Regions from separate parts of the Homo sapiens genome. Here all the other regions are linked to region 1. A link is a loop called in an ENCODE intact Hi-C map of the cell type or tissue named here. Cell type or tissue: HCT116. All regions are shown on one strand. Each heading gives the region's core, and the rest is flanking DNA. Links, peaks and the distances in the headings are about the cores only. Region 1 overlaps PPP3CA (protein phosphatase 3 catalytic subunit alpha). Region 2 overlaps PPP3CA (protein phosphatase 3 catalytic subunit alpha). Region 3 has its middle 28 kb from the start of LINC01218. Region 4 has its middle 55 kb from the start of LINC01218.

Region 1 (7,667 bases), core at 1,151-6,150:
CACAGTCTAAACCTGTTTCTTTTGGGTGGAAGTGTTGGGTTACTGTAAAATCCCTGGTCTCTTCCCCTTAGATAATGTAAACCCAGATTAAATCAGAGGCTGGCACTGTTCTTATCCTGGGGTAGGGAATGAGGGGCTGGGGAGGTGGGTCAGTGGGCAGGTATGGGGTAAGGAGATAAGAGATAGAGGGAAAAAACTGGTGAGTACCTAGTTAGAGCAGCGTGGCCTGCAGGAATAGCACTGGCCTCTGAATCACTGTTTTTTTAGAATCTACTTCTTTTCCAGTTCCAACTTTCTACCACCTAACGAGCTCTTCTTGGGCCCTGCGGCCAGACTGCCAGGATTGGTTCACATCTTGGCTGACTGTATAACTTGCTACCTTAAGAATTTTGGCCACTTACCTAAAACTCGCTGAGCCTCAGTTTCCTCGTCTGCATAATGGAGGTAATAATAGTACCTTTCTTAGGGAACTGTGAGGATTAAATTAGCCAAACCCCCAGAGGAAGCTAAGTCAACTACTATTATCTTGGTTTAAGTTTCTTAATAATTTTTGAGCCTTAGTTATCTTCATTCATAAAATGGAGTATCGTCACTACTGTGAAGATTAAATAAAATGGATGATATTGGTTAAAAGTACTTAATAAATGTTACTGAGATATGAATTAACTTTTAGCTGATTAAAATGCTTTAACTATTATTTGCCATTGCATCAAATATTTGAATAACAAAGCTTTTACTATGTTTGGTAAACTGCAACTTATTCATAGGATTCACTAATTTGGGTATTGAATAACCAGATACCAAACAACAATTGACTGACTCATTCAGATATTATTTATGGGCACCAGTGATAGGCAATCACAGTAGAGGCCACAGTTGAGGTCACTGAGGCCCCAAAAACCTAGACCTGCCGTGTGGCACCTAGTTTTAACTACTCTCATGATTTCTCATCTGACATTTAATTATAATATGATACCGAGGCCCAAAGTCCTAAACGTGGAAACTGAAAGGAGAGCCCCCTTAACTCATCTTCATTTGAACCTCAACAACAAAAAATTAAAAAGGAAAAACAGTTGCTCCCTTCTTAAGTACTGCCTTTTAAAATGTTCTTGTTGCACACTGCTTCAACTTTTCTCTGCCCACCAGGCTTCCATTTGTGATCTGTCTGAAATAACTATTTTTGCATAACACATTCTTTCTTCGCTGCTGATCTTCCCTGGAGCTGCTGCTGCTTCCCGTGGGGAATACAGATGAGGCTGGTGATGCACCAGGAGCAGGCCAGGGGACTCTGAGATGATGACTCTTTGTCATTGTGAATAATTCTCTCTGAATTCTCGGGTTTCTGGTGGGTTTTTCTTCTTTCTTTTCATCTTCTTGGTATAAATCTAGTTTTAATTATTTCACAGAATATTTGTCTTTCTGAAAGCTTCTCGTGCAAAACAAAGACAAAACATTAACATAGTAAAGTTATTTTATCAGTAGCCTTTCTCTGTGTTAATTAGGATGTATATCAATATGACATCATTATTTTCATTATTTAAATGTACTAAAGTTTAAATACTTGTAGCTTTTAGACATGAATTAAAAATAGAACTATTTTGAAACTGGTCATGAAGACTGAGAGGTTTTTTTTTTTTTTTTTTTTTTTGCCTCCTAAGGAACCGTTTAGGATGATTCATAAAGCATTTTCTGAAATAAAAGGCAGAACCGTACAATTCTGATTTTAAAAAATCAGGGAATTAGAGTACCTCAGTCTTGCAGCTTTAAAAGAGCAGAAGAAAAAAAGCATTGAACAAACTTTACATTCTCTTGATGGGTTTCAAAGAACATCAAAATTATCTAAGTCAATTCTCTTCTGCCAGACAGGAGTTCACTTGCATCATCAGCCTTTAAGAACTTTGATTCAGCGCACACAGACACCAGTCTCATTTTCCTTGTACTAGGTTACCTCTAGGATTTCTTTAGCCTACTCAAGGCACTGCCATCCTCCCTGTCTCCCAGGCTTGAAACTTTAGAGACTGTCTTCATTTCTTCTTTTCCTCGTCCCCTTTCTCTAGTCAGCCACTAAGTCCTACTTTTCATTTCAATGTCTTTTGTGTCAGCTTTCTCTTTTTCCTATTTCTATTGTCTTCTTCTTGACACAAATGCCTGGAAGGTGAAAGTATAAAATATCTTGATATTACCAAGGAATTAATGTGTGGAACTTTCACAATTAAATCACTACTGTCATTACTATCCAATAATTCATTGTTTATTTCTACACCTGCAGTTGCAGTTTACCTGGAGGTACTTTGCATACAGAAACATTTTTCATCACTTACTAAGTGAGAATAGGACCCTGGCCTAGGGGGAAAAACAACCACAGACAAACCATACTTCCCTGAGAAGCAGGAGCATAGTGCTGGCTAGTGAATTGCTTTCACAAACCGACCTCATAACTCTGTGCCTTAGAAAAATTAGAAATGGGAACATTTGGAGATCACTTGGGAAAACTTGAAATTATGAATGTTAATCTGTGATTGCTAAGGGAACGTGGTATTTCCTGCCTATTTTGTCTGTAGTTTGTCTCTTTCTCTTCTAATTCATTTTTAAAACTCTGCTAGATTAATTTTGCTAAAATAACGTTTTGCACTCCTCATTTCCTGTTTAAAAACATGTAGTGACTCACCATCAGTTTTAGAAATCGATTTAAAGGACTTCATGAAACTGGTTTCAGGCCACCCACAGTTTGGCCCATACCTATCTCCTGTTCTCCTTCATAAACCTTTCAAATCTAGCCAAATTGCTTTGTTCTTTGTCCCTGGAGTATGGCTTTCTCTTTCTTTCTTTCTTTCTTTTTTTTTTGAGACACAGTTTCGCTCTTGTTGCCCAGGCTGGAGTGCAATGGCACGATCACAACCTCCACCTCCTGGGTTCAAGCGATTCTCCTGCCTCAGTCTCCCGAGTAGCTGGGATTACAAGCATGTGTCACCACACCCAGCTAATTTTGTATTTTTAGTAGAGACGGGGTTTCTCCATGTTGGTCAGGCTGGTCTCGAACTCCCGACTTCAGGTGATCTGCCGGCCTCAGCCTCCCAAAGTGCTGGGATTACAGGCGGGAGCCACTTTGCCTGGCCTGGAATATGCCTTTTTCTATTGCTGTGCTTTATTCTGATTTTTGTTTTAGAATAGCTTTCAAATCTTATTCTGTTTCTTTAATCTCTCTTGTGTCTCTCTTTATGCCTTCTGGGCTTCACATGGGGACTGGTGTGGTTGTAAAGGCCCCCTGAGTTGAGATGTGGAAGCACCCTCTGTTACAGAGTGAGGGATTGACTCACTGAAAAGAACTATTCAAGTCATTCCTGAATTGCTTACCTTTGGTACTTCTTGATTTAGTAAAGTAGATTTCCTGTTTTCATATGAAAAGCATAATTGAATCATAGAGCAGGTACTAGGAATCAGACTGTCTGGGTGTGAAACCCCACTCTGACTTTTACTAGCTCTTGACCATAGGCATAGTTTCCGTATCTCTAAATGCATGTAAGGGTCCCTGTCTACCTTGTAGGGTGGTTGTGAGGATAAAAACAATACACAGCACATGATAAGAGCTCAATGAATATTAGCTGCTGCCTTTGTTATTCGTATTCATATTATTGTAGATATTTTCTGATGAATTTGATACTCGTTCACCATTTACTTCAACACATTTCGAGTTAAAAGATATTTCCTGCTTTGAGAATAAAATTATTTCAAGTTAAAATAAAAATTAATCTAATATACCCTTAAGTAGTAATGAGGCATGTAGTTAGTGCACTGAAGTAGTTATGTGCTTCCCAAAGTGGGAACTTAAAACAAAAAGGAATCTTTTAAGCTTAACAATTCCTTATGTTAGTCATATAATTATCCCTTTTCTCAGAAGCCTGGGGCCAAATGGATCTGTTCCTAGGAGAAAGGAACTGTCTCTCCTGGCTTAACAAAGATTCAGTTTAAAGGCTAGCTACCCTCTGAGTCATACTGCTTTCTGATCTTGGAGTGCTTGCCTCTGTCCCATGAGAAAGAAAGGTGGATGAACAGCACTTGCAGGAAGGAACTTTCATCTTTCTTGAAGCCAATCCAAGGCCTCAGATGCAGAAAGAATGCCTACCTTACCTCTTCAGGGGAAAAGGGGTTTGATAAAGGTGCTCTACATAATGCGAATCTGTTTTCATTAATTCATGCATTCATCTACTCTTTTATTATGCATTCAATTCCTCAACCATTTATTGAGTATATACCTGGTGTCAAGCACTGTGCTAGCTACTGGACACGTCAAAAGGAAAGAATGAGATTTTGTCCTCTGCCTTGAGATTAAGGTAGTTTTTTTGTTTGTTTGTATGTTTTAACATACCAAGTCCAGTGAAATCTTAAAATATTTTTTATATGGCTGGGCGCGTTGGCTCACGCCCGTAATCCCAGCACTTTGGGAGGCCGAGGCGGGCAGATCATGAGGTCAAGAAATTGAGAACATCCTGGCCAACATGGTGAAACCCCGTCTCTACTAAAAATACAAAAATTAGCTGGGTGTGGTGGCAGGCACCTGTAGTCCCAGCTACTCTGAAGGCTGAGGTAGGAGAATCGCTTGAACCCAGGAGGTGGAGGTTGCAGTGAGCCGAGATTGCACCACTGCACTCCAGCTTGGGTGACAGAGTGAGACTCCATCACAAAAAAAAAAAAAAAAAAAAAAAAAATTCTGGGAGTGAATGTGTTCTGAAGCAGATTTACATTTGCTAAATTCCATGCCAGGCAGAACAAATGTAATTCAGTGCATATTTGAAATTCATAAAATGGAAGTACTTGAGTAGTTGGAGAACCTGTTATTGAGGTGAAGAAACTCAATCATAATTAGAGTCATAATGATTACACTGGGTAGAGTCTAAGCAGCAATTTCTAAAATCCAGTGACTCTCTATTATCTCTGTGACAAAATGTTGGAATTTAAATATTACTTCTGGAAGGCCAGGTAATTTTTAGATGTGTTGGAACACTTTTATTGCCCCATAGCATAGCTTTAGATTTTTTTCTTTATCCCACCCTTTCCACCAATCTGGGAAAAGAACCATTTCCAAATTCTTGTACAGAGTAAATCACGTGCTCTTTAATTGTTGGAACTAATTTTAAATTTTGATACTGTTTATAAATTTACTAGTCAGAATTCTGTTACTTGATATGTTACTTTGGGTTTGAAAATGTTTCTCTTTTTTATTCACTGGTAGAATACCTGACTTTTGGGAGAACAGCAAATATTTCATGGTGGTAAACTTGTTTTAATTAGCTAACAGGACCATTCACAGTTTTTGAAGCATTCTGGCCAAGAAGTAATTTAGAGTGGAGGATAGAACTATTTTCTTCTTGAAAACAAGAAGGCAGGCAAGCAGTGTTCATAAGGATGACATATACAAGCAAATGTGGTACTTCATAAAAAACTGAGTTGGTTCTATTGTTAAGTAGCATATTTACTCCTTTTGACTTGGAAATTTTTTTCTTTTAAAAGTGGCCATGGGCTTTATTTAATAACTTTTACCAGAGAGCAGCAGAGAAGGCCATGCATATGTCCAAATGTATTGTGCTTTTTTTTTTCTGTAGAATCCACATCCTGTACAACCAAATGTATTGTATTAAAAATGAACTGTGATAGTAACTTGGTAACATTGCAGGAAGTATGCCTGAGCACACAGTGGTTCTCTTAATGTGGTTCTGAGATTTTCATGCTGCTTGTCTTTGTTGACTTAATCCCACTAGGAAGAGGTCTTCATAAAATTCCTTTTTGCTAGGTAGATAACCTGTGGGAGCTGTTTGTTTTTTCCTAAGCAAGGAGAATACCTACTTGAGTGCTAATAGGATTCTTAGTTTGGTTTTCTAATTGGAAGCCCTAATTAAGCTCTGACAAGATCTCTTTTTGTTGATATTTTGACACCCTCTTTGTTGACGTGATTCTTTGTTCAAAGATCTTTTAGCAGCTAAACAAACAAATGTGAGGTGATGACAATAATTTTATATTCCATGTACCAAGTGTTTATACAATTCTACTTTGCCAGTAGTATATAGTATCTTCAGAAATCTTGAACTATATGTGTACTGTTGAAATGAATGTTATTAAGAAAGATGAAATAAACATAGTAATTTATTTTTTGCTGATAGTTGAACTTAGCAAGTTCTATTGTTAAGGGATGTTTATTTGGTATAATGTCATGCTTTCTTTAGGTTCCATGTTGAGAAAAGCCTGAATTCTTTTCTTTAAAATAATGCCTGCCTCATTCAGACCCACACACAGAGTTTCTGCACATACAAGTCAGTCCACTGTCCCTACACAAAACCCTTTAATAGCATCTCTTTGCCCTTTGGATAGAATCCAAACACTTTACCGTCCTACCACTTCACCCCGAATGCTCAGAGGACTGCTTTCTGCTTTCTGCTTTCTTCTCCAGCCTTCTCTTGGTCCTTTCCCCTTAATCTCCAGACTCTAGATTTACTAGATACCTAACATTTAATGGAATTTGTTAAGCTCCCCTTTGACCCAGATAAACCTTACTCACCCTTTGGGTCTCAAATTAAATGTCACTCCTATGGGAAATCTTTATCGACAGAAGTATACCATCTAATGCTTTCGCGTTTTTTTTCCTTTTCTTTTTTTTAGTGAGACTAGTACACTTAGATTTACTTTTAATCACACATTCAGTGGCCTATGTTATCTGTGATCTTTCTAGAATATATGTTTATTTCTTGCAAGGACTGTTTCTCTGCCTCTTTCTTCATTGTGTCATACTGTGCTTGCCCCATGGTAGGTTATCTTAAATATTTGCAGATTGACTGGTTGATTGGTTGATAAGGAGAAAGAGTTGTACAAGGACTTAATGGCATGATAGAGAAATCTGTTTCTAGTAAAATTTACTCAAGTTATGTTATTGCATTTTATATTATTTTCTGTCCAAAATCTGGTCTTACAACTGCCAATTTTCTTACTTTGTTAGTAGCCTATGACATTACATGATCTTACAAAGTAAAATGTCTTTATTCAGCACCTACTACATTAGAATGTGATCATTTGGACAGGGTGTACTGACAGCTTTTAGAGGTAACTCATAAAAAGAAAAATCTTTTTCAAATATCCAAAAGCATTATAGATGTATTATTTTACTTACAAACACTTCTGCTAGTTATTCTCAATTACTCTTACCTATTTCTTATCAAGTTTCATAAGGATTTATGTTAATACATCTCAACCTAGATCAAAGTACTATATGATTTTCCAAATATTAAAAGTGCATTTTTATGTCTATCTAATCATTAATCTATCCAGTCAGTGCTTTTTAACTGGAAGAATAAATTAAAAACATCTTTAATACTAAATTGTGGATATTTAGAAAGAAATTTAGAATACTACCTCTGCTTTCTTCAAATATTCGGAAAAAATTCTTAAGTTTCAAATTTGTAGCAACTCAAATCTGCACCATACTTCTAGTTATGTTGAAATAATGAGGTTTTTCTATTTTGTATTTCCAGAATAATAAAATATTTGCATATGTATAGAAAAATAGGAAACTTGGCTGGGTGCAGTGGCTCACGCCTGTAATCCCAGCACTTTGGGAGGCCAAGGCAGGCAAATCATGAGGTCAGGAGATCAAGATCATCCTGGCTAACATGGTGAAACCC
Region 2 (7,667 bases), core at 876-5,875, 52 kb after region 1:
GTAGACATATATGTATTTCCGCCAACATAATAATACCGTCTGCATTTAAAGATCACAGATTTCTTAATTATTCCTGGTGATGATGAGGGAAGAAGGAGTGGTGATGGTATATAAATCCCAAAAGAGAAGTTAAATTCTTGGTATTTCCTCCATTTGATAAACAAGTATGGTCAAGCATATAAAATGTATATGCACCATGAATAGGACTGTGAGGAATTTAAAGAAATGTAACATACATTCTTGCTCTCTAGAAACCTAAATCTACGTTGCAAAACAGAACCATAAAAATCTGTTTAGAATCAGAAGCCTGGAATATGTGATTATCCAGAGGTCAGTAATTTAAATGGATTATTAAAACCTTGTGATAAAGGAGATACAAAATAGTAAGTGTGATTGGATTAGAGAAAAGTGAAAGAATATTGAGAGCACACATGTTTTGGGAAGACTGAATCAAAGAACAAGTAAGTTTTAGCTAGGAAGGAAATTAAAGTGAGCAAAAGTACAGAGGAAGAAATTAGTGAACTCTGCTAACCTTGTTTTTTTGTTCTTGGGGCCAGCCTGACCAGCTTAACTGATGGAAAAGCAATTGAGTACTAATTTTGTAAGACCTTTATATCACATTAGGACTGGTGTCTGCCAGGATTAACAACAACAAAACAAAACCCCTACATAATGGTGGTTTGGACAAGATAGATATTTTTCTGTGTGTAAAAGCCCACAGACAGCAATCCAAGACTGATGTGGCACAGCGTGGTGCCAGGGCCTAGGCTCCATCTGCTTTCTTGCTCTGATTTTCATGGCTTCATTCCACAGACAAACTAGTAACCCAAGATGGCTACATCAGTTTCAACCATCATTTCTCCACATAATATTCAACAAGGAGGAAAGGGAGAAAGAGAAGGGTATATCTTCTTGTTTAAGGATGTTTCCCAGAAATGGCCCAATTCCTTCAACTTGTATCCCTTGAGCCACAGTTTGCTGATATGGCCATAGGTGATTTCGTATGTGGCCAGGATTAAGGAAGACTGTGGTAGGCAATAAACAGCAATGGGAGGACAAGGATTTCTGCTCTTCTCCTTGAATTAGGGTTATATAGAATGTTTTCTTTCTTTTTCTTTCTTTCTTTCTTTTCTTTTCTTTTCTTTTCTTTTCTTTTCTTTTCTTTTCTTTTCTCTTTCTTTCTTTCTTTCTTTCTTTCTTTCTTTCTTTCTTTCTTTCTTTCTTTCTTTCTTTCTTTCTTTCTTTCTTTCTTTTCTCTCTTTTAAATGAGACAGGGTCTCCCTCTGTCACCCAGGCTACAATGCAGTAGCACAGTCATAGCTCACTGTGGCTTCATTCTCTGCAGTGGCACAGTCATAGCTCACTGCAGCTTCAATCTGCCTGTCTCAAGTGATCCTCCCGCCTTAGCCTCCCAAGTAGCTGGGACTACAGGCACACACCACCATGCCCAGTTAATTTTTATTTTTAGTAGACACAGGGTCTTACGAAGTTGCCCAGGCTGGTCTCCATCTCTTTAGCTCCAGCAATTCTCCCACCCTGACCTCCCAAAGTGCTCAGATTACAAAGTGTGCAAACCTGTATTCTGGCCTGGGTTATGTAGAATCTAAGTGAATATTTTAAAAATTATTTTAGTAACTCTTAAATTCATCTTATTCATTTAACATTTGTAGCACTCCTAATAAAGTTTTTCAGGATGAATGAAATAGGCATCCTACTTTCCTTGAAGCTTGCATTCTAAGTGAGGAAATCCCAAGACTATCATGTTGGAGTGATTATTTTTGTCAGTCAAATGATGTTGTGCTGCGTTGGAAATTTTTTTTTATTATAACATTTGTGACTTTTCACAACTTCCTATCTTTCTAAAGGTAATCAAAGGTCACAACACTTGCTTATTAATTTTATAATAAAGTACGATACTACATCATGTGTGGCTTGAGTAACAGCTGGCATAGTTGGACTTTTCCTTCTTTGTGCCACCAACTCCATCTTTGGATAATATTCTTTAATCTTATTGTTCTTTATTTACCTTTTTTTGTTTGTTTTTTGTTTTTTTTCTTGAAGAGTGCAGGCTTCTGAATCTCTGTCCTCAAACCACCTGAAATTTTCTAAACTTTTTCTAATTAGAGCATTTTAGAATTCTTTTTTTTTTTTAAGTAAAGATGTTGCTGGGTGTGGTGGCTCAACCTGTAATCTCAGCACTTTGGGAGTCTGAGGCAAACAGATCACGAGGTCAAGAGATCCAGACCATCCTGGCCAACATGGTGAAACTCCATCTTTACTAAAAATACAAAAGTTAGCTGGGCATGGTGGCATGCGCCTGTAGTCCCAGCTACTCCGGAGGCTGAGGCAGGAGAATCGCTTGAACCCAGGAGGCGGAGGTTGCAGTGAGCCGAGATCATGCCACTGCACTCCAGCCTAGCAACAGAGCAAGACTCCATCTTAAAGAAAAAAAAAAAAAGGAAAAAAAAGAAAAAAAGACGTCAAGAAGCAGTTTACTAATTTGTTCCTCAGCAGATTTTTTTAAAGTCTACAATTAATCTAGATATTTGAACTATGAAATTTGCTATGTTTTGTTTAGTATGCTCCTTTTGAAATTCAAGCAAAGGATCAAACTGGATGTTGGTGACATATGAAGTGTAGGAATTATGGGGCATTTAAAAGTTCTAAGATGCATGTATTGGAGTCCTCATCTTCAAAAACAGCTCTTTAATTAAACTTCAAGAGTCTGAGACTACAACCCAGGGACTTGCCACATACATACAAAAATGACAAAATGACTCATATGTGAAATGTTCCATTTTGATTAGACTGTGACCTTTGAGAGGCTTTGGAATGGCTCATTGATATCGTATGTAAAATAGCATGGACATTTATATAAAATGTACCTACTGAAAATACTTTAAGGATTTTTTATTGTGGATTAAGGAAACTGACATTGTTAGCATGTTGTAAATGCTGTTGTTTCAATAGTTTGAATGACCTCATTTATTCTTGACAGTTTTGCAAGGAACATGTAAATACGTTCCTTTTATGAGTGCAGTAACTGAGGCTCGGGGGTCACACGTGGTAAATGGCAGTGCTGGGATTCAAAGCCTGTGTTCTTCCACTAACCCCAGGCCTTTGCCATAGTATATTCATTACATGTACCACAAAGCACCACGAAAAAAAAAAATCAGTAATGCAGAAACTGGTACACACTATTATATTCACCCATGCATGAACAAACGTACACACAGCCTTCTCCCTATCTATATAATCTGAAGATCAAAGCATTAGATATAAAATGTTCTCTGTGAGTATGATACTGTTGTTTTAAGAAAAATCCTAAAATAAGAGCTCAGTTTTCCAGCGTGTATTATCCTAACAGGCTTCAAAAGGATCTCAATTCATCTCAATAATTCAGGGCTCCACTGCAGGTATTCTCCTTTGGCTATCCTCTGGGCAAAGGGGAGCACTTCAGTTTAATTTTTACCAAGTCAGCTTTGAAGGATAATTTCAGATTTCAAACAGTCTCTGCTGGGTATATTTATAAGCACTAGGTAATGTGCTCTGGGCAGTACACAGAGCTCATTTTATGCATTACCCCCACCCCAGTCTTCTCCTTTTGCCAAAATTAGAAATCATTTCCCACAAAGTTAGCCCAAATAAGACAAGCAAGCTTTTGAGTAGTGATGAAAGAGGTAATTTTGTTTTGAGTAATAATTTGTCTTACACCAAATACTGCTCTTGCCGATGATTGCATTACAGTACCTAATCTCTTTGATCAAGCATATGTGTATATATAGGTCTGTGGCTGAGTGTGTTTCTCTGAGAACACAAGGAAAAACTTAGAATTGCAAACAGAGGCATGCACAGCTGTTTCCTTCTATTCACTTCCTCAAACTCCCTTTCTAGCCGTTTTGCACTACACTGCCTTGAGCTGGCTTCTCAACTTAGATCCAGATCTCAACTCCAGGCCTCAACAAGTTTAAGTGTGAAGAGGTGTTGTGTTTATTAGCTGTGAATTCGTAGACCAGAATGAACCACAGCAAACCAGACAATGTTCCATGCTTCTGCCTGAGAATAACAAGCAAGTGGCACAACAAGAGATGTTAGGTGACAGAGTAATGCCACAGACATGAAGAAGAAATTGCCTGGCTGTCTCCCTGTAGCCAGTCGTCTATATAGTGCATTGCTCTTCCACTGCTGCCTGTCTACATGCTTGTCAGACCAGGCAAGTGATGTCTTAGAGGAGCTACATTTGATATTTCAGGAGTTTGGATCTTTTCCCAACTGATGCAAATCCTTTACTTAGTTTGATGATCGAGAGGCAGCACTTTTGATTGGAATGTTTCACAGTACGAGTAGTTACTTTAAAGAGCTGATTAATATGTACCTAAAGCTGTCCATTTTCTTTTTTACTTCCTTGCTTCCTCTTTTACATCCTTCTTTACTTCTCTATGCAATTTTCAAGACTACTTATCATTAAAAGCATAAATTACAAAGTAAATTATTGCACTATTATTATCAGTGAACCAATTAACGAAGAAAATTATATTCTTAGTGCTGCTTCATTGGGGAAGATAGGAGAAAATTAAACAGGAGAAAGCTATGTCTGTGGCAAAAATTAATTTTAAAAATAGAGGATGCTCCATCTTTCATATTGAGTAACCTAAACTAACCTTAAAGTGTAAATATTTGTTTAATTAAGAGTCAGAATAGAAAGACAATAGCGGTCCAGTTGAAGTGATTAGCGCACCTCATTTACATCTCACCATGCAGAAAAGGCCAGTGTAACACAGCCCTTTGTTTCTACCTTAACCAATTAATTCACTGAAAATTTGATTCAAGTTAGCCATCTGATACCACATAGACAAAAATAAACAATTAACTAATTGTATTTCACTGCTTTCATTGATTGTGATTTTTTTTTACAAGAGACTTCCCTTTTTTAAAAAACTATCAGGTTATGATTTGCTGAAGATCTTCAGTTCTTCAGAATGTTAGAGCTTTAGATGGTAAAATAGTTGCCGGCAAGACAGTGTTGTACTTGGCAGCTCTCTCCCACCAGATGTTGAGGGAGAATGCTGGCAGGGCTCCACCTCCAGTCCACCCTTGCCCTTTCATTTACCATGCCACTTCTTCCATATTGGCTGCCTTTGTGGTTTTAGTCAATGTTTGGGAAGATATTTTATTCTTGTTACAGGGAAGAAGGAAATAAAATGTGAAAAGAAGACTTATTTTTAGGGTATTTTGAGCCAAGAATTTAGAAATTGAGTTATATTCTCTCTCTCTCTCTGTCTCTCTCTCTCTGCCTTCTATTTCTCATTCTGTCTCCCTGCTTCTCTCCCCTCCCTCTCTCCCTCCCTTCCTCCCTCCCTTCCTTCCTTCCTTCCTTTCTCTGCCTCCCTCCCTCCTTTCTTTCCTTCTTCATTTACAGAAAAGGAACTAATATTTCCTCAACTCCTGTCATATACTAGGTACTTTACATCCATTAAATAATCAGGGATATTACATGTATGTTGCATCATTTAAAAGGTGTAAATATATAGGATAGAAATATTTAGCATCGTGCATTTATATATCCCGCTTTGAGGTTTCAGTTATGAAAGAACTATGGTAATTAAGACTGGACGGGATAAAGCCACATGCTAATGTCAGAAAAAGGTCTTTAACAGATAGCAAAAAAAGAAAATGTGGGTCCTAGAATGTGATTCCTCTAGTGGTATTTGAGTGGGGTTACAAAGTTCCAGTTTAGATTTTAATTGGAGAGGTAGAACTTTGCCTTAAAACAAATTGTTACAGGCAAAACTAATCTAAAGAAGTCAGAATTATAATGACATTTCCAAAAGAATATTGACTAGGAGGAGGCTGAAAGGAGCCATCTGAATGCTGAAATGTAACTGGATCTGGGTAGTGGTTTCATGGGATTTGTGTAAAAATTAATTAATCTGTGATTTGAGTTATGGACGTTTCACTGGATATATTATACCTCTCTTAAAGAAAAAAAAAACTTTAAAAAAGTAGCCTAAGTGCCTTCAGAACATGTATTCTCTCCCCCAGCATATAAATGAAATATATTCAAAATAGCAATTTCAACATGCAAATGTATTTTTAAAGGAGTTTTCATATCCATTCATATTCCAAACTAGACATCCTAAATTAACGACCAATTTGGAAAAATACATATATTACTTTCAGATTAAGGTATAGCCTTAGACATTTTAAATTGGGGACAGTCCTCCCATTGACATTAATAATAGTTTATGAATATCTTCCCTGAAATGTGAGACAAGCTTGAGTAATACAAACTCTTTTTATTGAAACATGTAAGTACAGCTATAAAACCCGATCTGTAGCAGAGACTCATTAAGCTACCGGACTACTCACTGAGGTAACAGGAAACGTTACATACATCAACAGATCATGATGCTTTAAGGATCGCTTGTACAGGCCATTTGGTCAACTTTTCAGACATATTAATATCATTAGTCACATGAACTTTAGCTAATAACTATAATCAGAAAGTGGTAATTAGAAACTTAAAGTAACATATATAATTTAATGTCAACCTATTGTTTATTTCAATCATAATTACCTAGAGATAATATCTTGCTTGAACAACAAAATAATAAACATTTGTTCTGATAATTAGTATTTTCTCCAAAACTTGGGCTGTATAGTCAAACATAATTAGTTCTCACTCATTTCATAAATTATCATATAAGCTAAGAGAGATGATTACTCTTTACAAGTAGTACTACAAATAAATTGTCAGCAGCTTTTCCCTATAGATATTATCCAGGATATCTACTGTATTGGAAAGCCAATTATTAATGTATAAATCTCATTGATTTTGATTTCAGATTTTAGTAACCAGAATTAGACTTGTCTCAATATTTTTGTAGTTTTTATATCTTCTTAGCTTCACTTTGGGAATACAGGTTTTACGAGGATAAAAGGGCATACTTGTTTTTCAAAGCCTGATTTTCTGTTCCCTATGGATTCTTAACAAATGTCAGTTGACGATAACAAATTACTGATGTTAATACTTGAATATTCCAGTTGACTTAATGCTCATTCCAGGAAGGCTGTGTCAAATGTAGATGTATCCCCAAGTTGGTGAATGCATAATTGACCATCATTTTTACAGACTGCAATGCCCAAGAAACTAAGTTGAGAATTTTAAGGTATATCAAATGTATCCTGTAGCTTTTAGTACAATATGATTAATGATTAATAAGTAAAATAAGGTCACTTCTCTTTGTAAAGCTAATTATTTTTAAAAATCAGGTAACAGAAATGGAAAAATTGGAAAGATAATGTACAACAAAATGAGGAGGCAAAGCATTGACAAGCTCAGCCTAACTTGAACTGCGTCTGTATTTTCTATTACTTTTCCCCATCTCTAGCTCCCTGCCTTCTTCTCTCCCAACATCTTGTCTTTTCTGTCAGTGTCTTTGGTATATAAATCTGAAGTTTTTGATTTATGTATCTATTTAATTAAATTGAAGTTCAGGGAATCTCACTACACATAGCAGTATTTCTTCTCATCTTTTTAAACCAGTATATTTTTATTTCTAGTATATTTTAGTTAAGTTTCTTCCCTTCCATTTTTTTTTAAACTCCCACTCTCCTCAGGTCACATAATTCTCCTTCTGTTGACCATATGTAATCCATTGTTTTCT
Region 3 (7,667 bases), core at 1,574-6,573, 250 kb after region 1:
GTGTTCTCATTATTCAGCTCCCACTTATAAGTGAGAACATGCGATATTTAAACCACAAATAGTTTAAAGGCGAAAGCATGGTAAAATATATACTAAGTTAACACTTATAAAAGAAAACTGGTATAGGTATATTAATATCAGACAAAATATATTTCAGAGAAAATAACATCATTAATGATACAGAAGCTCATTTCATAATGACTAACGTGTCAACTTGTTAAGATGACCTAACAATCTTAAGTGTTTATCTACCTAGCAAAAGAGTTTTGAAACCCATTAAGCAAAACTGGTACAATTGAAATAGAAATAATAGACAAATCCATGGCAATAATCAAAGATTTCTATATTCATTTCTCAATAATTGATAAAATAAGTAGACAGAAAACCAGTAAGGATATAGAAGACTTGAATAACACTATCAACCAACTCGACCTAGTTGACATTTATAGAACACTCTACTCAACAATAACAAAATGCACATTCTTTTCAAGTGTACATGGAATATTTACCAGGATAGATTATATTTGGGCGTAAAATAAGTCTCAATAAACTCTAAAGGATTCAAGTCATACAAAGTATGTTCTCTGACCAAAATGGAATTGACATGAAATCGATAATAGAAAAATATCTGAAAAATCTCAAAATATCTGAAAACTAAATAAAACAATTTTAGGTAAATTATGGGTCAAAAAATAAATCAAAAAGGAAATCGGAGCATTTTAATGGAGGAAAAAAATAAAAAAACAGGGCATGTCAATATATTTGCAATGCAGTATTACTTAGCGAAAATTTATGGAACAAAATGTCTATGTGAAAAATAAAGTTCTTAAATAACCTTCTATCTTAAGAAAATAGTAAGAGAAAATCAAATGGAACCCAAAGTAGGCAGAAGAAAGTAAATAATAATAATTAGGATTGAAATGAATAAAATAGTAAATAGTAAAACAAGAGAGAAAATTAATGGAATCAAAAGCTGATGTTTTGAGAAGCTTTAAAAAAAGATAAACCTCAGTCAGACTAATCAGGAAAAAATAAGAATACGTATATCACCAATATCACAAATGAGAGAGGAGACATCATTGCAGATTTTACAGATATTCAGTGGATAATAGGAAATCAAATGAACTATATATATATATATATGTATGTATATATATTCTACAACTTGGATGCAATGGGTAAATTTCTTGAAAGACACAAACCATCAAGGCTTACTGAAGAATAAATATGTAATACAAATAGCCCTACCTCCACTTGACAATTCAAAAAATAAGTTAAAAAACTTCACATTAAAAACTCCAGCCAAAGATGCATTCAATGATGAAATCTGCCAAACATTTAAGGAAGAAATAATACTAATTATGCAAATTTTCTTTTAGAAAATTGAGTGGGAAGAAATATTTCCCAACTTACTCTAGGAAGCCAGTCTTACCCTGATACTAACATGAGAAAAATGCATTTCAATAAAAGTAAAGAATAATATATTTCACAGGATGCAAAAATTCTTAACAAAATGTCAGCAAATCAAATCCAACAATATATAAAAAAGATAATACATTATAATCAAATTGGGTTTATCCTAGAAATGTAAGGTTAGTTTAATATTTGTAGCTCACCATTCACTAACACACACACACACACACATACACACACACACAAGCACACCAACAGATGTAGGAAAAGCAGTAGATAAAAGTCAAAATCTCATCACGTTAGGAATAGAAAGAAAATTCTTCAATTTGATAAGGAGCATTTAAGAAAAACCTACATCTAATGTCCTAATTAAGGAAAAAAAAAGTGCTGTTTCCTTCTAAGGATGTTTGCTCTCATTGTTTATATTTAATGTTGTGTTGGAGGATCTAGTCACTAAGGCATGTAAAACAAAAGGACATTCATATTAGATACAAAGATACAAAATGATCTTTATCCAAAGACTACATGATTGTCAATATAGAAAATCCTGTGGAATTTTAAAAAAGGTACTAGAACTAATTAGTTTATTATCACTGCAAGATAAAAGATAAATGTTCAAAAGTCAGCTGTGCTTCTGTACGCTAGCAATAAAATCAGAAATTTGAATTTTAAAACTTGTCATATATAGTAGCATTAAAATATAAAGTACATAGTCATGCATGTAACAAAAGATGTGTAAGATCTATAACGCAAAAGCTATAAAACATTAGTAAAAGAAATGAATGTATTCTTACATAAATGGAGAGATGTGTTGTGTCCCTGTATCACAAGACTGAATATTGTCAATATGTCAATTCTAGTCTCAAAGCAATCTATATAATTGATGCAATCATAATCAAAATATCAAAACAATATCTTTAAAGGTTCTTCTATAGGCCGATTCTAAAATTCATATGGAAATGCAAAAGACTAGAATAGCCTAACAAATTTAAGAATAACAAAGTTGGAGGACTTGTAATATTGAGTCCCAAGACTAATAATGCTACAGTAATCCAGAAAATATACTATTCATGTGAATACAGACAAATAGGTTATTTGAACAGAATACAGAGAATTCAGGAATACACTTGCACATATATGGTCAGTTGACTTTCAAACAAGGTACAGAAGAATTTCTATGAAGAAAATTAGTGTTTTAAAAAAATGATGCCAGAAAAATTGGATATCCATACTCCTTCCCCCAACAAAAACTCTTCAGTTCATATCTCACATAATATATAATAATTAACCCAACGTGGGTCATACACTGAAGTGTAAATTCTAAAACTAACAAGTGTCTAGCGAAAAACATAGGAAAAAAAATCTGTGACCTTGGATTTAGCAAAGATTTCTTAGAAACTATGCCAAAATTATAATTCTTAAAAGAAAAGAGTGAATCAGTTGGACTTCATCAAAATTAAGAACTGTGACTCTTTGAAAGACATTGTTGAAAAACAAGTCACATACTGCAAGAAAATATTTGCAAATTACATATAAGATAAAGGACTTACATACAGAATGCATTAAGAACACTAATGCTTACAATAAGAAATCAAACAATTTGATAAAGAAGTAATAAAAGATTTGAATAGACCCTTCACCCAAGAAGATATACACATGGAAAATAAACATAGGAAAAGATGTACTAACACCAAAAGTTAGTACAGAAATGCAAATTAAAGTGACAGTGTCTAAAATTCAAATATCTGATCATTTCAAGTGTTGCGGGGCAGAGATTGAGCAACTGGAACTCTCATACACTGATGGTGGGAATATAAAATGATACATCTGCTTTGGAAAACAATTTGTGATTTCTTAACAGATAAATACATACCTACCATCTGACCTAGTCATTTTACTCCTGCCCATTTTACTCCAATCAAAGCAAAAGAATATATCCACACAAAAACTTGTACAAGAATTTTCATTACAGCTTTATTGGTAATAGCCCACATCTGGTAACAATCCAAATAAGTATCAATTGGTCAGTGGACACATCATGGTATGTCTATATAATGGAATACTACTCAGCAATGAAAAGGAATGAACAATAGCACGCATGAATCTCAAAACAATTATGCTGAGTAAAATAAGGCAGACAAAAAAGTTTCATATTATATATTCTATTTTCGTAAAATTCTAGAAAACGCAAAATCATTTATAGTGACAGAAAGCAAATAGATGATTCCCTGGTGATAGGCAGGGGCTGGGAAAAGAAAGTATTACAAATAGGCATGAGAAAATTTGGGGGAGTGACAGATGTATTTATTAATTTTATTGTGTTGGTTTCATGAGTATATACATAAATTCAAAAGTCATCAGATTGTACATTTTAAGTATGTGTGATTTATTGCATGTCAGTTATATCTCAGAAAAGCTATATATGTGTGTAGACAGAGACATAGATATAAGAGAGAAAGAAAGAGACAGCAAGAGAGACAGAGAGATCAAGAGAGAGCATGAGAATGCCCTGGATTCTGGAATGAACTCTCACCCTTGATCCAAAGCAGGAAACAGCAAATCATCCTGTTAGCCTTTATTTTAAGGGTGCTTGTATTTTCCTAAATTCAGTCTGTAAGTTACCTCAGAATGATAGATGCTTTCTTCGTACCACTTTCCGTAACCCTTATAGTCATCTTGTGCTTTGGGCATCATAATGTGTATTTTATAGATTAGTTGCCTGAGGCAGTGAGCTATTAATTAACTTGCACAAGGTCACTACCAATAGGATTGCAAACCAAGTATCTCTTGCTCCATAGCACATACTCATTCCACTCCCACAAGCCCACCTTAGTAATCAGGTGGCCTTAAAATATGGTGTTCTGGTGTCCCCTTTCCCTCAGCAATCTCCTGCAGTTCAATAAGACTTCTGTTGTTCCTAAAACCCAGTTAATAAATATGAATGCAAAAATGCACTGCCAGGTCACTATCTTTGACCAAGCAAACAGGCTCTCCCTGTTTTTGTTTTGTTTTGCTTTGCCAAGTGAACAGAGTCAATTCATTGTCTTTTCTTTAACTTGTGGAAGAGTGCGGAATGCTTTTCCTGTTGAGTGAGGTAAGATGTCCCCAATATCTGGAAGTGTGGCTGGAGGCAAAATGCAGCCACACTTCCAGATATTGACACCTGCTGGTCAAAAACATGAACATCCAGAAAGAAAATGTAGAAAGACTAATAAAACATTATCACCAATCTTTTTGGATTTCAGACTTCTCAGTAAAAATGTTTATGCTTTCACCTATAATATATGTATATTTATATGTAATGTACAAATACTAACATATATGCCATAAAACATACAGGAATGAATTTTAAACATAAAATAAAGATGGAATAAACATTAATTTAAAGATAATATATTTCATTATTGGTGCCAAAAGACGATATTTTGAGAGTGATGTGAATGAATATTCTTCGCCATTAAAAAAGTCCTGGTTTAACCCATTGTGAATACAAAAAGTGACTATTTTGTTTAGTTTATTTAGTTTATTTCAATAATGTTTCAAATGGCTTTCATAGCTGAAGATGTTACTGCAGAGAAAAGCATAAACGCAAATGCAAGTGGTTTGCACTGGTTGTGCTTACTAAATCAATAGCTTCTACTCATGGATTATGCAAGATTTTGATTTTTAAAACACTGCTAGTAAATTTCTATCTCCTTGATGTAAGTCAGTTGTTCTTGCAAGTGAATGGAAGAAGTGTTGCATTTTTTTATTATTTTTTAAACAAGATTCTGTTAATAGTTTTTTAAGAGTGTAGGAGTTTTTATGTGATACTCACTATTTTCAGGAAAAGAAATAATGAGGAAAATGATTTCAAATACTCAATTTCAATGTTCTTTCCATTGCTCAGTTTTCTTTCATAAAACAATTACTTTCTCATTTATTGTAAAAATGTTACCTTTACCTATAAATGACAAAATAAATGTGTTGTTTTAAATATCTGTATTATATCAACAGTCTCTCTAAATTACAGATGGAAAGCAAAGTTGGAACACTTCTCTTTTTTAAAGAAAAAAATATAAGTTGTCTTGAAGTTCTGCAACTCTTTTTTTTCTCATTATAATTGGGATGAAATTGCATCTATGCTCCTTAGTATTAGATTTTAAATCTTAGTCCACCAAATTTTAATTTGCTTTATATCAGTTCTTTTTTTCTTAATTTTTATTTTATTTTATTATACTTTAAGTTCTTGGATACATGTGCAGAACGTGCAGGTTTGTTGCATAGGTATACACATGCCATGATAGTTTGCGGCAACCCATCATCTACGTTAGGTATTTCTCCTAATGGTATCTCTCTCCTAGTCCACCCACTCCAACAGGCCCCGGTGTGTGATGTTCCCCTCCCTGTGTCCATGTGTTCTCATTGTTCAACTCCCACTTATGAGTGAGAACACGCAGTGATTGGTTTTCTGTTTCTGTGATAGTTTGCTGAGAATGATGGCTTCCAGCTTCATCCACATCTCTGCAAAGGACATGAACTCATCTTTTTATGGCTGCATAGTTTTCCATGGTGTATATGTGCCACATTTTCTTTATCCAGTCTATCATTGATGGGCATTTGGGTTGATTCCAAGTATTTGCTATTGTAAACAGTGCTGCAATAAGTATACATGTCTATGTGTCTTTATAGTAGAATGATTTATAATCCTTTGGATATATACCCAGTAATGGGATTGCTGGGGCAAATGGTATTTCTGGTTCTAGATCCTTGAGGAATCGCCACACTGTCTCCCACCATGGTTGAACTAATTTACACTCCCACCAATAGTGTAAAAGTGTTCCTATTTCTCCACATCCTCTCCAGAATCCATTGTTTCCTGACTTTTTAATGATCGCCATTCTAACTGGTGGGAGACGGTATCTCATTGTGGTTTTAATTTGCACTCCTCTAATAACCAGTGATGATGAGCTTTTTTTCATGTTTGTTGGCCTCATAAATGTCTTCTTCTGAGAAGTGTCTGTTAATATCCTTTGCTCACTTTTTGATGGAGTCATTTGTTCTTTTCTTATAAATTTGTTTAAGTTCTTTGTAGATTCTGGATATTAACCCTTTGTCAGATGGATAGATTGCAAACACTTTCTCCCATTCTGTAGGTTGCCTCCGATGAGAGTTTCTTTTGCTGTGCAGAAGCTCTTTAGTTTAATTAGATCCCATTTGTCAATTTTGGCTTTTGTTGCCATTGCTTTTGGTATTTTAGTCATGAAGTCTTTGCCCAGGCCTTTGTCGTGAATGGTATTGCCTAGGTTTTCTTCTAGGGATTTTATGGTTTTAGGTCTTATTTTAAGTCTTTATTCCATCTTGAGTTAATTTTTGTATAAGGTGTAAGGAAGGGGTCCAGTTTCAGTTTTCTGCATATGAGTAGCCAGTTTTCCCAACACCATTTATTAAATAGGGAATCCTTTCACCATTGCTCATTTTTGTTAGGTTTGTCAAAGATCAGATGGTTGTAGATGCGGGGCATTATTTCTGAGGCCTCTGTTCTGTTCCACTGGTGTATGTATCTGTTTTGGTACCAGTACCATGCTGTTTTGGTTACTGTAGCCTCCTAGTGTAGTTTGAAGTCAGGTAGCATGATGCCTCCAGCTTTTTTCTTTTTGCTTAGGATTGTCTTGGCTATACTGGCTCTTTTTTGGTTCCCTATGAAATTTAAAGTAGTTTTTTCTAATTCTGTGAAGAAATTCAATGGTAGCTTGATGGGGATAGCATTGAATCTGTAAATTACTTTGGGCAGTATGACCATTTTCACAATATTCATTCTTCCTATCCATGAGCATGGAATGTTTTTCCATTTGTTTGTGTCCTCTCTTATTTCCTTGAGCAGTGGTTTATAGTTCTCCTTGAAGAGGTCCTTCACATTTCTTGTAAGTTTTATTCGTAGGTATTTTATTCTCTTTGTAGCAATTGTGAATGGAAGTTCACTCATGATTTGGCTCTCTGTCTATTATTGGTGTATAGGAATGTTTGTGATTTTTGCACATCGATTTTGTATCCTGAGACTTTGCTAAAGTTGCTTATCGGCTGAAGTAGATTTTGGGCTGAGAGATGATGGGGTTTTCTATATATACAATCATGAAATCTGCAGAGACAATTTGACTTCCTCTCTTCTGATTTGAATACCCTTTATTTCTTTCTCTTTCCTGATTGCCCTGGCCAGAACTTCCAATACTATGTTGAATAGGAGTGGCTAGAGAGGGCATCCTTGTCTTGTGCTG
Region 4 (7,667 bases), core at 1,036-6,035, 220 kb after region 1:
AGAAAGTTCACCAGGTGGGGGCAAAGACAGGCATATCTGAGCTCAGACTCTCCTTGGGTGGGGCTTGCTGCAGCTGCTGTGGGGGATGGGGTTGTGGTTCCTAATCCAATGAAATTATATTCCCAGGGGAATTATAGCTGCCTCTGCTGAGTCATACAGGTCCCCAGGGAAGTGGGGGAAAGCTGTCAGTCACAGGCCTCACCTGCTTCCACACAGCCTGCAGTCCAAAAGGCTGGTCTCACTCCCACCGTGCCCTCCGAACAGCACTGAGTCTATTCCCAGGCAGCCAGTGACCAGGGTTGAGAACTTGCCCCAGATCATGAGCATCCCCATTGAGAAAGCAGGCAGACTCAGTTTTTCAGTGTCTCAGGGAGACTGCAGGGGTGATCAGCTCCTTCAAAGGGTCTGTGGATTCTCGGCTTTCCTGGCATGTTCCTGCAGTAGTTCTTGGAGCAAAAGTTCATGATGTGAGTCTCTACACATTGATCGGTGTATTTGAGCAGGAGTTGCAAGCTACTTCTGCCTTCTATCCGCCATCTTCTTCCTGATGCACATATTTTCTAACTCTGTCCACAGAGACGGCCTAGAGGAAACAAGAGTCCAGTAGCAATGATCATACCTAATTTCCCTGTGGTTTCTGATTATTCAGGTCTCTGGAGAAATGGTTGATTCCAAGGCCGGGTTAAGGAAAATATGATAAGATCCTAGAAAATCTTTTGTATCCTAAAATAAGAAAGTGAACACAAATTAGTAAAAAAAACTGGTAAAAGATGAATAATGTCTGTAGTTTAGCTAATAGTATGCCCCATTATTAATTTTTTGGTTTTGAAATTGTACTAAAGTTATATAAGATAGGGAAAGCATAGAGAGGGATATGTGATAAGTCTGTCATCTTTTGGTAACTTTTCTGCAAGTTTAAAGTTATTCCAAATAAAAAATTTTAAAAACACAAAAACCATGTAAAATGCTACTACTGAAAAAAATTTAACACAATGTTTTTTGACTTTCTATGTGTATGTACCTATGTTTGTTAAACAACAAGAACAACAACAACAAAATATTGCTTGGTGTTTAAGAGCACAGATGCTGGAGTAAGAGAGACTGCGTTCAAATCTCAGTTATCCTAACTACTAGCTTTGTTCCTTTGGAAAAATGTTTCTCCAGTCTTTGCATCTGTAGCTCATTTGAAAAACAGTAATAATAATAGCTTTCTCACCAAGCTGCGCAGGGATTACATGAGTTACTACATTTATAGCACTTAACACAATGTCTAGCACATAGCAAGTTCTCAATAAATAATTGTAAAAATCACTTACTGTCTTGTAACCCTGGACTAGATAAGTATTTCAGGGCTCTGGATGTTTAATCTGTGTGAGTTACTTGGGTGGGTAAGAGAGACACTTTCAGACAGAGCTAAAATCATAGGTGTGAAATCTAGAATCACACAATAAGACATTAATATAATTATTGTGCCTTTTAATTAACGGAAAGTTTTGAGTTTGAACCACTGTGCTGTCAGTTCAGACACTAAATGTACCTACATAGCTGCAGTTGATTTGTGTCTTACATGTTTATTTTCTTCCTTCATGAGTATTAGTTAAATAACTACACAGAGTAAGATTATATGGAAATTGTATAATAAAATACCAAGTATGCTTGACTCCCACTAACTTCCTTCCCCAAAATTCAGAAACAACAGGGAATCAAAACAGAAACAGGGGAACAAACCTTACTGCTGCCAACAGTACTGGTTGCCAGAAGCCATAATCCAACCAGCCTGGAAATCTCTTGCCTAGAAGCGACATGCTGAATTAGCTGATCCCCAAAGGGGATCTCTAATGAACTGAGTATATTTTAAGAATCTGGTCAGCATTCTTGGAAGTTAGTAAAACAGAGCCAACGCTAGAGCCCCATCTAATTACCTTTTCCAAATCTTCAAGTAAATAGTGACTCACTGAAAGAAGGAAATGCAAGGCCATTTTCTTTCTGGCAAAGATTGATATTCTACTCTATGAGTTAAGATTGGAAGGAACATGAGACCCACATACTTAAGCACTGTAAAGATTAAAACAGCAATTGCAGCATATTGCTGGCTTTTCCCCTTGTCATTCATTCCATCCATATTGTTCAGGCGAAAGCATTATTGAACAGATGGGCTATGTCCTGAAGGTTGGAGAAAAACATAATAATTCAGCTGACAGCCAGATTGGGAGAGAAACACCCTGTGGTGGAAACTCCTTACTTTGAGAGACACTTTATCAACAACATTCATTGGTATTTTAGGAACACAGCAGCTGATTTGACCCAAGTAGTCCCTCAGGGAAATGGGTGAATTCGAAGCTAACAACATAAACATGAGCTTATTCATAATAAATGCATGACCATGGAGTTTCTGTCAAAATAAATTGCCTTCTGTTGTTTTATCCCACTTAGACTTATACATATTCAAGAGTAACGCCAATATTGGAGATGTTTGAATCACCAAATTTTACTTTTAACTGTTGTCACAGAAACCTAGAAAACCCACCACAACCATTTTTTAATGAACTTTCCCAAAGTACAGGGAATATGTTATTTCTACCTCTGAAATACCTATTTGTTTCTTCTCTTTATCCTTTACCAATGTTTTCATCTTCTGTCCTGTGCACTAGTGCAATGCTTCTCAACAAGTCTTTTATTCCCTTCCCTTAAATTCATAGCTATGTCAAATCCCTTCATCAAATCCTTTGATAGGTCTCCATTTTGCACAGACTGAAATCCAAGCTTCTTGGAATGGCTTGCAACTATTTCAAAATCTGGTCTCAACCTGCCTTTCCAATTTCAACTACCATTTTTTTTTTTTTTTTTTTTTGAGACGGAGTCTCGCTCTGTCTCCCAGGCTGGAGTGCAGTGGCATGATCTCGGCTCACTGCAACCTCCACCTCCCAGGTTCAAGAGATTCTCCTGCCTCAGCCTCCCTAGTAGCTGGACATGTGCCACCACGCCGAGGTAATTTTTGTATTTTTAGTAGAGACAGAATTTTGCCATCTTGGCCAGGCTGGTCTCGGACTCCTGACCTATGGTGATCCACCTGCCTCAGGCTTCCAAAGTGCTGAGATTACAGGTGTGAGCCACTGTGCCCGACTCAACTACTAATTATTTTTTGTATCCAATGTTATGTAACACACAGATGTCATATACTCTCACACTTCTGTGCCTTGCTTCTCATTGTTCCTTCTACTGGAATGGCTTTCTCCTTTACTTCTAAAGTTGTAACTTGACGGTATTCTAATTATCCTTTCCATCTCAGCTCAAATATATTTTCTCTGATGCTCTCCCCTCTCTACTCTCCTGGTTTGAATTAATTACTGGCTTATTGCTCTACTTATACAACTACTACCAAATATATCATAAAGTATTGTATTTAGTTATGCATATACCTGCCTCTACAGATTATGAATTGTTTGAGGGCAGATTCCATGTCTTACTCATGTTGGCTCATCTCTGCTTTTCTATTCTTAGTAGAAGTTTAATAAATGTTAAGTGTATGTATGATCAAATGATGAATGAAAAAATAAATACATAGCAAAATATTGCAACCTAGGGCCTTACATACTCTCAGAGACTTAGGTAAAGGTGACTAAATCTATTGGTGTTTGGATGAACCTTCTTCAATCTATGGGACTGTCCCTTGCATTGTGGACATAAAGCATGTAAATGGTGCTCTGGAGTTATCATGACAATCGAAAACATTGCCACACATTTCCAAATGCCCTCTAGCTGCTGTGTGGGTAATATCACCCAGGTTGTAAACAGTTGCCAGCTTAGCCTCTTCACTGTGCTTCATAAGAAATCCAAGCAGACTTATGATCTTGTGTGTAGGAGTATGGGATGGAATAATATTATGCATTACACAGCCTTCTCTCAGCTTATTGACTTCACTTCTCTGGATTTTTTCCCTCAAAGTTCTTACTTCCAAGACTTGACACTCCTGCTGCCTTTGTTTCATAGGAACTATTATCCAATCTCTACCTTGCCAATTCTTTTTTTGTAGAGAAAATGGGCCAACCTGGATGGTCTGTTTTCTCTTCCATGATTTTCTATTGGTTAAAGCCTTATCATTTTATTATTTAAAATATTGCATATTATACTAATAGTTCTAAGTTTCTTGTAGGCATTCTCAAATATTACTTACAAGTTCTTGAGACAGCTCATTCTAGTTAAAGGACTGTTATGAATGGAAATGTTTGTGTCCCCACAAAATTCATATATTGAATGAAGCCCTAACCCCTAGTATGGCATATTTGGAGATAGGACCTCCAACTCTACAACTAAAGAAGCGATTTGAGGTTAAATGCATAAAGGTGAGGCTCTGCTCTGACAGGATTAGTGTTTTATAAGAAGAGACAGCAGAGAGCTTTCTCTCTCTGTACACACACACTAAGGAAAGGCCAGAGAGCACCCAGTGAGATGGCAGCTGCTTACAAGCCAAGAAAAGAGGCTTCAGGATGAATCCCATCTTGCCATCACCTTGATCTTGGACTTTCAACTTCCGGAAAAGTAAGAAAGTAAATGTCTGTTGTTTAAGCCGTCCAGTCTATGGTATTTTGTTATGGCAGCCCGAGAAGACTATTGCAGGGCTCGTGATTTGTTCCTTAGCTTTAGGCTTAAGAGAGCTGATTGGAGAAGTTCTGAACTGACATCTGCTGATTAGGATGTAATGTTATAGAACTACTGAACTATTACAGCAAATCCTAAATTACCTTCTATTCTCCACCAAGTCCTATTTGGACTCCCTTTCATGCCTTCGGTTTCTCTGTAGATCACTGCTTGGTCCATACAAATGCCCTTCCCATGGAGTTCCTCTGCAGCATGTCTCTGCCCAGCCTCAGTCGAATATTCTGATATTGATGTTTTCTTGCTTCACAAGGTTGTGATGATAGTTTTAATTTGCATAACCTGAGACTGAGTGTGCAGAAGCCCTACTCCCACAGGTATTTGCTACCTTTCTTCTCATCTCTATCCCTAGGCATACAGGAGCACTTGATGGGAGTTTCTATATTGAAGTAGACAAAGTTAAAGTATGGCTACAAAGAGTGCTGGGCAGTCTGCTGGAATGAGTTCGCAATGACTATGCTGCTGTTGGCCAAGAGAAAGCTCAGTGCATTGAGAAACATACCCAGCACGAGACAGTGAATGCTTCCTGTGTAGATTCCTTGACAGAATGTGTATTCCTGAGGCACAGATTGCCTGAGAATTTCATTATGCTGACACAGGAAAAAGCTAGCTGACCAATCTCTGCAAATACAACCACATTTCTCTCCCTTCCTTGCGCCTTTCTCCCGGAGGGCCTGTGGATGATCTCTCATTGCCTGCTTGATCTTTTGATCACAAAAGAGAAAAGCTCTGATGATCTGAAACTGAAAATAGACTTAGATATGTTGGCATCATTAGATCTCTAGCTCTTCCAATCCATTTTTATAATTCTCATGCCAAGCCTTGCTAACTAACTGCATCTCTTCCCATCCTCAGGATTTTGTTTAATCTGCTTCATCATCATGGAACCTTCCCAGGTGTACTCCATCCTGCTTGTCAGTCACTTCAAAGTCGTCTCAACACTTGTGTTTAATTATACCTTGTTTATGTTTCTAACTGTGCTTTTAGTTTCCTTTTGCTGTGTTCTTATGAATTCTGTGGATGTTTGCCTTTCCTTCTCTAACAACAGCAACAACAGTGACAAATGACAACACCATCATTTGTCGAGTCTAACTATGTCCCTGAGTTACACACTTTAGAAACAAATGGTATTTTGTTGAAACCTCATGATTATCTTTCGATATTTAAAAAATTATTTTCTCTGAAAAGTAATATATTAATGCATGCACACTGTGAAATATTTAAACAAACAGAATTGTTTATAATGAAACTGAAAGTTCCCCTCCTACTCTTTTCCTCATTGTTACCATTCATAATTGTGGGATGTGATTCCTTTAAGATCCTGTGTGTGACTGTGTGTGTGTGTGTGTGTTTATATGTGATTTCTTTGTTACTTAACAATATATCTTAGAAGTAGCATGAGGAAAGAATAATTTTTCTCGTGCTGTAGACAAAGAAACACAGGCTTGGAGAGGTTAAAGAACTTTATCTTATTAGCTAGTAGTTTCTGTTGTCTGACAGGTTCCTTAAAGGCAGTATAATCTTTCTGTTGTATGTTCAGTTCCAGTGCCTTCTACTCTAGTTTTTATAGCTGCCTTATTCTATATCTTCAATGCTTCCTTTATACTCTCATTGTTGAAGGTGGATCCTTGTTTCTGTCCATGTGCTTGAGTATCAGTAGCCTGCCTGGTACCTGTGATTTGGGTCATGCTTTAATTTTGCTTTGCCTTATTTAGATAGTGCATCCCCCACTGGAAGAAACTTTCCATCTGCTGACAGGCTTCCTGATGCTGCCTCTCTGCTTCTAGAATGTTACTTGCTCCTGAATTTGCTATATTTTCAGATTTGACATTTGACTTATTGGAGCTACTTTTTAAAATTTTCTTTCTGAGCATCTGCTGTATTGTATTAGTTGTGCTGGGCTTTTCTGAGTGCCTAAACTGAATTGACTTTCTTCACTCCTCTCCCATGCCCCTTTATATGCCTTACTTCACAGGCTGAATCCTGTTCCAGGTCCCTTGCAGCATGTTTGATCCCACCAAAATCCTGCCTGCTTTGCCTTGAGGTGAAATGCAACTTTAGAACATTAGATCTGTCCTCAACATGAATTGAGATGACAGTACATTTCATGGAGAGAAGCAAATAACACAGACAAGGCTGTGGAATAACATAAAACAGATGAAGTGAATTAACAATTAACATGTTTACTTCTCATTTCTTTAACATTTATGTAATGATTACTGTATTTAGGCTAACCAGCAACATTTCCGTTCCTATCCTGAGCTTGATTTTTTTTTTAAGTAAGGAATAATACTTGCTTTTTTCTTTTTCTTTTTCTTTTTCTTTTTTTTTTAGACAGAGTCTTGCTCTGTCGCCAGGCTGGAGTGCAGTGGCGCAATCTTGGCTCACTGCAATCTCCTTGTCTTGTGCTGGCATTCAAGGGGATGCTTTCAGCTTTTCCCCAAGACATATTTCTTTATGAAATACAGTTTGTCTGTTTGTTTGTTTGTTTGTTTGTTTTCTGAGATGGAGTTTTGCTCTGTTGCCCAGGCTGGAGTGCAGTGGCGCAATCTCAGCTCACTGCAATCTCCGCCTCCCGGGTTCAAGCAGTTCTCCTGCCTCAGCTTTCTGAGTAGCTGGGACTACAGGCGTGTGCCACCATGCCCAGCTAATTTTCGTATTTTTAGTAGAGACAGGTTTCACCATGTTGGCCAGGATGGTCTCGATCTCCTGACCTCATGCCATCCACCCGCCTTGGCCTCCCAAACTGCTGGGATTACAGGCATGAGCCACCGCACCTGGCCAATACTTCTTGTTTTAAGAAATAAGCTTATTATCTAGATATTGAAGGATTTTTAAAAAGTAGACCTTCAAAACACTCAGGAGGCTTTTCTAGTTTAGTAAATAGTCTTTCTTCATTTCTCAGAAACCCTTATTAATCCTGCTTCCCTATTTTTAAATTAATGATATGCTGATTTCACAGTCACCTCAAACAGGAACAGGGGAATCATCATTGATGTTCCCTCTTATTT

Evidence for each region. Peaks named below come from ENCODE experiments on the same cell type or tissue, not always from the same donor. Only the 100,000 strongest peaks of a DNase experiment are listed, where the experiment ranks them.
Region 2: a loop joins it to region 1, with 2.1 times the contacts of the local background. A loop is called at or near these places in 5 of 110 quality-filtered maps.
Region 3: a loop joins it to region 1, with 3 times the contacts of the local background. A loop is called at or near these places in 5 of 110 quality-filtered maps.
Region 4: it touches region 1 in a loop (2.3-fold over the local background); 3 of 110 quality-filtered maps call a loop at or near these places.

What each region holds. Positions count from the first base shown.
Region 1 is chr4:101,151,848-101,159,514 of GRCh38, reverse strand. All of the region lies in intron 2 of PPP3CA (protein phosphatase 3 catalytic subunit alpha), which reads left to right. Among named protein-coding and RNA genes, the nearest start is that of MIR8066, 85 kb to the left of the region's middle. RefSeq lists an enhancer at 3,761-4,262. In HCT116, for the core only: no CTCF peak of the experiment used is centred there; DNase peaks (open chromatin) are centred at 3,462 and 3,984; H3K4me3 peaks cover 2,286 bases; H3K27ac peaks cover 5,000 bases.
Region 2 is chr4:101,099,960-101,107,626 of GRCh38, reverse strand. The region is part of intron 3 of PPP3CA (protein phosphatase 3 catalytic subunit alpha); the gene reads left to right. Among named protein-coding and RNA genes, the nearest start is that of MIR8066, 140 kb to the left of the region's middle. In HCT116, for the core only: no CTCF peak of the experiment used is centred there; a DNase peak (open chromatin) is centred at 2,785; H3K27ac peaks cover 5,000 bases.
Region 3 is chr4:100,904,528-100,912,194 of GRCh38, reverse strand. No RefSeq gene overlaps it. Among named protein-coding and RNA genes, the nearest start is that of LINC01218, 28 kb to the right of the region's middle. In HCT116, for the core only: a CTCF peak has its summit at 4,578 (motif pointing left); DNase peaks (open chromatin) are centred at 4,355 and 4,512.
Region 4 is chr4:100,931,364-100,939,030 of GRCh38, reverse strand. No RefSeq gene overlaps it. Among named protein-coding and RNA genes, the nearest start is that of LINC01218, 55 kb to the right of the region's middle. In HCT116, for the core only: a CTCF peak has its summit at 3,746; a DNase peak (open chromatin) is centred at 3,760.